2 separate regions of the Homo sapiens genome follow, and region 2 is linked to region 1. The links are chromatin loops, found by intact Hi-C in ENCODE. Cell type or tissue: gastrocnemius medialis. All regions are shown on one strand. Links, peaks and the distances in the headings refer to the core of each region. The heading gives the core; the rest is flanking DNA.

Region 1 (2,923 bases), core at 161-2,660:
CTGCAGCTGGGCTGCTGTTCTTCTACAAGACCCGGGGGACATGGAGTAGTATTGAGATTGCAAATCAGAAAAACTCTTCCTGCAGCCTGGCTTACATTGAGGAAAATTCCTGCTGGTGCATCGAAAGACAGGAGTCTGCTCCCCTGCTCACTGACCACAGAGCACACCCCATGCCTCTGCTCTCAGTATCCTTGGGCAGTGTCTCTCAGTAGGCTTGCCTGTATCTCTCTTGGGCGTCTTGGGCCCCCTTTCTCCCTTTCTTGCCAAATCTCCTTCCTTAAGCAGTTATCTAGGCCTGTAACGTAACTTTGAAATGTTTCAACTAAGAGTTCAGGGCACAGAAATGGTAAATGAGAGCAACTCCCTGTTTCCTGAGAATGGGAGCTTCTCATTATTCGAGTATCTTGGTATTTATGCATTCATTCATTCATTCATTCATTCATTCGTTGATTTAACAAATATTTATTAAGACTAGTACAAAGCACCATTCTAGGAACTAATTGTGAACGAGACAGGCAAGAATCTTGCCCTTATGGAACTTATATTCCTGGGATCAGGTCTGGCTTCATAATTTGTGAGGCCAGTGTAAATGAAAATGCAGAGCCTTTGTTAAAAAATAATTAAGATTTTTCATGACAGTAACAGCAGAGCATTAAGTGAGGCATGGGGGCCTTTTAAGTGTGGGGCTCAGTGCAACTTGTTCAGGTTACACACCCATGAAGCTGGCCCTGGTAGGGGTGACTGGAAAGTAAACATGCATGTCTCTGATGGATGAGCAGTCCAAAGGATGAGACCCAATTCATTGACTTCCTACAGGACTGACAACAGTTGGATTGTTCTTTAATGATTCAGAAATCAAGACAGAATTTTTCTGGGTCTCAGGTCATCATTAAATATAGTTTGTTGTTGCATAATTAAAGAATTGGCTTTGTGAGCTCTGAGTAACAGGATGATGGCTTATGGAGAGTCAGTGTGTTTGGAATAATAAGCCCAAGAAAATGATACTTTTGAAGATTAAAACGAGTAGAGTTACTTCTCATGATTGCTTCCCACAAACTCCTGAAAATCCTCTAAATACTCAAACAAATAAAACTAAGCATGCTACCTGAATACAGAAACTGTTACAGCTGCAGATATAAATTATTCTGGTAGTGCAGGATAACCTGTTTTAAGGGAACCCAGTGGACTACCAGTGCAATGAATAGGTTTAGAGGTTAATTTCTCAGACAATTCATGTAAATTCTGAATGTGATTTTGAATGCAGTGTTGGCAGGTATTTGCGAACGGCTGGCTATTCCACAGGTTCCCAAATTTCAGTCCCTAAGCTTGGCCAGTCCCTTCCTTTACCCCTGTTCAAATGTCTCTTTTCCATCCAAAAGTAACGAAAAGAGAGCCAAGGATCTGACAGTGGATTCTGTTAACTTCATTGTTGAAAAAAAAAAAAATACCAAGAACATGATTCTGACTTTCAAGCCCAACTGACAAGGAGGGAAACTCTAGTGAATGTGCTGGCATACACGTACTGGACTTTTATGAAAATTAAAAACAATCCTGTGGCCTTTGGAAATGAAAGCCAATTGAGTAATAGCACTGTGTAGGAAAGATTTTGTTCTCAAGGTGAGTATTTCACAACTGGGGCCGTTCGGGGGCCCATGTGTTTCACAAGTGATGTGTGTCATCATCATTAACTAGTCTGGTGTATAGAAAGATCACTGAATGGAAACATGGGTTTTTATTCCTATCTCTGCCGTGAAGTCAGGTTCCTAGCTCTCTCAGTTTTTCATCTGTAGAATGGGGGAGATAATAGCCCATCACTAAGAGTTATTGTGAGATTCAAATTAGCAACATATATAAAAGTCTTTGTAAACTGCATGTTGTTTTACAAATATTGGGTTTATTATTACTCTAATTGCCATTTTATTTATTTCTGTTTTCCAAGGTGAGCTCTTTGGGTGTAAAATGCAAAGATGGGATGAAGAGACATTGCAGCCCTCTGATTACTCACTTGGGGGAAGTAGATCAAGGCTATGATGTTGCCTGACAGTGATGGTTGAAGGCAGCTGAGTCCTGTCATGGAAAATGTAAAGGCCCTCCCCTTTTTCATTTCCCTCCAGGAACTTCTGCCTGTAGTAATAAAGAATCCTGTGTTCATGCCTGTGTTGCTTCATTTTAGGAGCTTGACTTTTATATGAATCTTTGTCCATGTGCAGGGCTGTCGACTATTGTTTCTGCCTCAGCTTACCCATGAAGAAAGGGAAGTGTGTGACATTAAATGATTTGCCCAGGTCACCCAGAAAGTCAGTGATGGAGTCTACAAAAGAAAGGATAAGTTGTTTTTCTTCGTTCTCTACCTCAGCCACCAGAGGAAATCGCAGCAAAGTGTCCAGGATGGTTCAATAATCAGCCCTCCTTCCTTCCCATGACCAGAAGCCACAGTTATTTCCATGAGGATGCTGGTGTTTGGCTTCCTTCCTGCCTCATTTGACTGAGTTGTCTTTGCTGTAGAGCTTGCTTTTCTGTAAGGCCAACGCTGTATCAGAACCCATGGATTATAAGCAATATTCACTGTGTGCCGAACCCTTAACACTAGGCACTGGGAGACACCATGAGGGGACCTAACCCATCTACAATATAAAAATAAGCCTATGGAACAGAACTGGGGGAACCTAGAAAGACCTGCTCTGGGGAGCCATTTATACCTGGCTTTGAATCTCAGGGCAGTCACTTATCAGCTGTGTAGCTTTGGGGAAGTTACACAATCTCTCTGAGCCTTGCTTCCTTCACTTTCAAAATGGAACTTGTAGCATCTACCACAAGAAGAGTATTCTGAGAATTTAAGAAGCCTATTTATACATGTATATCTAAATGTGGGCATACAATGGCAAATGAGATGAGAAACAGAAGGAAAGAGAGAAAGGGAGGC
Region 2 (2,923 bases), core at 154-2,653, 90 kb after region 1:
TTTACCACAAGTAATCCTCCCAACAACCACATGAAATAGGTCCTATTATTGTCCACATTCCAATTAAAGGAAACTAACAATTAGCTTAAATAATTTTCCCCCAGGCCACACAGCTGGTAAGTGTTAGAGGCAGGGCTCAAACCCAGATCCAGGACTAGCTAACTCCGGGCTCTGTGCCTCCTACCATTATTCTACACTGGACTCCCCATAAGTTTCCCTGTGGCATTAGTTATGTTTCCCATGCCCTTTGAGTACAGCAGTGCTGGGCATACGGTAAGCATGCAATAATTACTTATTTCCTCATTCATGTATTTAAAAATATGTATCAAAACTTACTATATGCTAGGCACCATGACAGGTGATAGGGATTCAATGGTGATGTAAGACTGGTGGACTTAAATTAATTTTTTAAAGGCATCATGGGATTTTGTATCGGCTATCTCTGTATCTAGAAGATGTCAGACTCATGGAAGTTTTGTCCATTTTATTCCCTTTGCTTATCCATTCTTTCTTGTTTACAGAAAGACTTAATTTTCTGTCTCATATCTCTGTCCTTCTTGCCCCACTATTTTTCCCCCTTCTCCAAAAATCCCAGCCCCAAAAACAGTCTACATATTGTGAAAAAGATTTCTCAAACCACAAGGGTGATGTAACTTTAGGCCTGTGTTTTCTCTCTCACACACACAAAATATTGGATATGAGTGAGATTTTAAAAAATTGGTTTTTAAATGTGATGAAAAGAGTGTCCTTTTCACCAGAACAAAACAACCCTTAATGCTGAAGCCTCCTTCCCGATATGGTTGGCTTCCAAATATGAAGAAATCTGTGCATTGGGCCACAGGCTCCAGACAAAGTCTGAGGACAAAGGAAACCTGTGGACTGGAAAGATCATCGATGTTTAGAATGAACTGGAGGCTCCCTCCAGGTTTTGGAGACTGTGGTTAAAGACATGGCCTATATTTCAATGGGCAGCAGCCCAGCAAGGCTCGTTTGTAATCCAGCTGATACGACAGGGTTTTTGCCATGGGAAGTGTTTGCATTTGAGCATTTCTCAGCCAGTCACTAGCCATCAATTACTTAGGAGTCAGATCTTGGCCAGAGGCCCCCGTTCCACAAAGTATGTCATTCTGTATTCACAGAAATGGAGTTTACAGTCCTGCCGCTAAATTAAAACTGGTGCTTCCAAATTAAAAGCAGACAGGACAGATGTGCAGGGAAGAAACGGAGACTCACATCTTTTGTGAATCAGCTAATCCTTGTGCCAGAACTTGAAATCAGCTTTTCCTGTAGAGGCCTCGACTACACCACACCTATGTAAGCTGCATTAAATGAGGTGGAATTAACATTTTACCAGATATTTCCTCTGCTCTGCCATCTGGACAAGGATAAAGAGCTCGGTGAAGCCCAGAATCCCAAAAACTGTGCAACATGAGAACATGGGGCCAGCACCTGAGGGTGGCCACATCTAGCCTGTCCCCTCATTGAGCAATATGAAGTCATGTAGGACACCAGAGGGTGGATGAAAAGCATGTGAACCAAGTATGCTGCTTCTAACGATTAACGGTTCAAGCACAATCTCAAAACTCCAGTGTCTGCACTCCTCTAGGGAAAATGATAAAAAATACGATTTTCACTATTCTGCCTGCTCCGTTAATCACCTCATGATATAAATATTAGCTTTATTTTATAGGGCATTTATGATATTAAATTTGAAAACCTCAAATATGATCTGGCAAATTCATGCTTAAAAACCTTCAGTGGCTTCTCATAGCCCTCACGATTAAGAGCAGCTTCCTTGATTGGGTCACTAAAGCCTGCAGGGTCTGGTTTCCACCTCATGTAACACTACTTCTCTCCTCTACTCTGTGCTGCAGACACATTGACTTTCTTTCCATTTCTCCTGCACACCATATTCTCTTCCACTTCAAGTTGTTCCTTCTGCTGCAAAGCTTTTCCAGCCATCCTCTTTTATAACCTCATTATTAAGAAAAAAATTCACATACACACAATTCACCCACTTAAAGTGGACTATTCAGTGGTTTCAAGCATATTCATAGAGTGGTGCAAGCATCATTACATCTATTTCAAAACGTTTTTATCACCCTTTAAAAAACCCTTTTACCTATAAGCTTTCACTTTCCATTTTCCCTCAACCCTAGGAAATCATTAATCTACTTTGCATCTCTCTTCTGTCTCCTATTGCAGACATTCAAACAAATAGGATTATCCAATATGTCGTATTTTGTTTATGACTTCTTTTACTTATCATAATGTTTTCAAGGTTCATCCATGTTGTACCGTGGATCAGTGTTTTTTTCTTAGTCATCACGTAATATCCTATTGTATGGATATACCACATTTAGTTTATCCATTCACAAGTTGATGGACATTTGAGTTACTTTCATTTTTTGACTATTATGAACAATGCCGCTATGGGCATTCATGTACAAGCTTTTGTATGGATGTATGTGTTTATTTATCTTGGGTTTATACCTAAAGATAGAACTGCTAGGTGATAAGGAAACTATGTTTAACATGTTGAGGCAACCACCATAATTTTAACTAATGTTAACTACCACTCATGCTTTGAGTTTCAACTGAAATGTAACTTCCTCACAAATGCATCCCTGTCCCTTCCACTTCCTCCTAAGGTCTCCTGCTAAATGTCTCTCATACATACTGTACCTTTTCTTCATTGTCTTAGCCTAGTTGGTTGGTATGTATTTAGGTACATAATGATTTTATATATGTCTGTCTCTCCTCTTAGACTATAAGTTAGATGGCCCTTTAGCTCATGGCTATATCCCCAAAACTCTTACTAAGGCACTGTGTCAGCCAGTCTTCAAAATGCCCTCCAAGGATTCCACCTCCTGGCATTCATGCTTTTATGTATACCTTCCCCTGGGTGCAAACTTGTCTCAGT

Evidence for each region. A loop is a pair of places that touch in the nucleus more often than their neighbours do. Peaks named below come from ENCODE experiments on the same cell type or tissue, not always from the same donor. Only the 100,000 strongest peaks of a DNase experiment are listed, where the experiment ranks them.
Region 2: a loop joins it to region 1, with 2.5 times the contacts of the local background. A loop is called at or near these places in 1 of 110 quality-filtered maps.

Annotation. Positions count from the first base shown.
Region 1 is chr5:158,462,528-158,465,450 of GRCh38, forward strand. No RefSeq gene overlaps it. Among named protein-coding and RNA genes, the nearest start is that of LINC02227, 54 kb to the left of the region's middle. In gastrocnemius medialis, for the core only: no CTCF peak of the experiment used is centred there; DNase peaks (open chromatin) are centred at 714, 1,634 and 2,082; H3K27ac peaks cover 1,690 bases.
Region 2 is chr5:158,552,663-158,555,585 of GRCh38, forward strand. No RefSeq gene overlaps it. Among named protein-coding and RNA genes, the nearest start is that of LINC02227, 140 kb to the left of the region's middle. In gastrocnemius medialis, for the core only: no CTCF peak of the experiment used is centred there; DNase peaks (open chromatin) are centred at 839, 1,099 and 1,449; H3K27ac peaks cover 1,524 bases.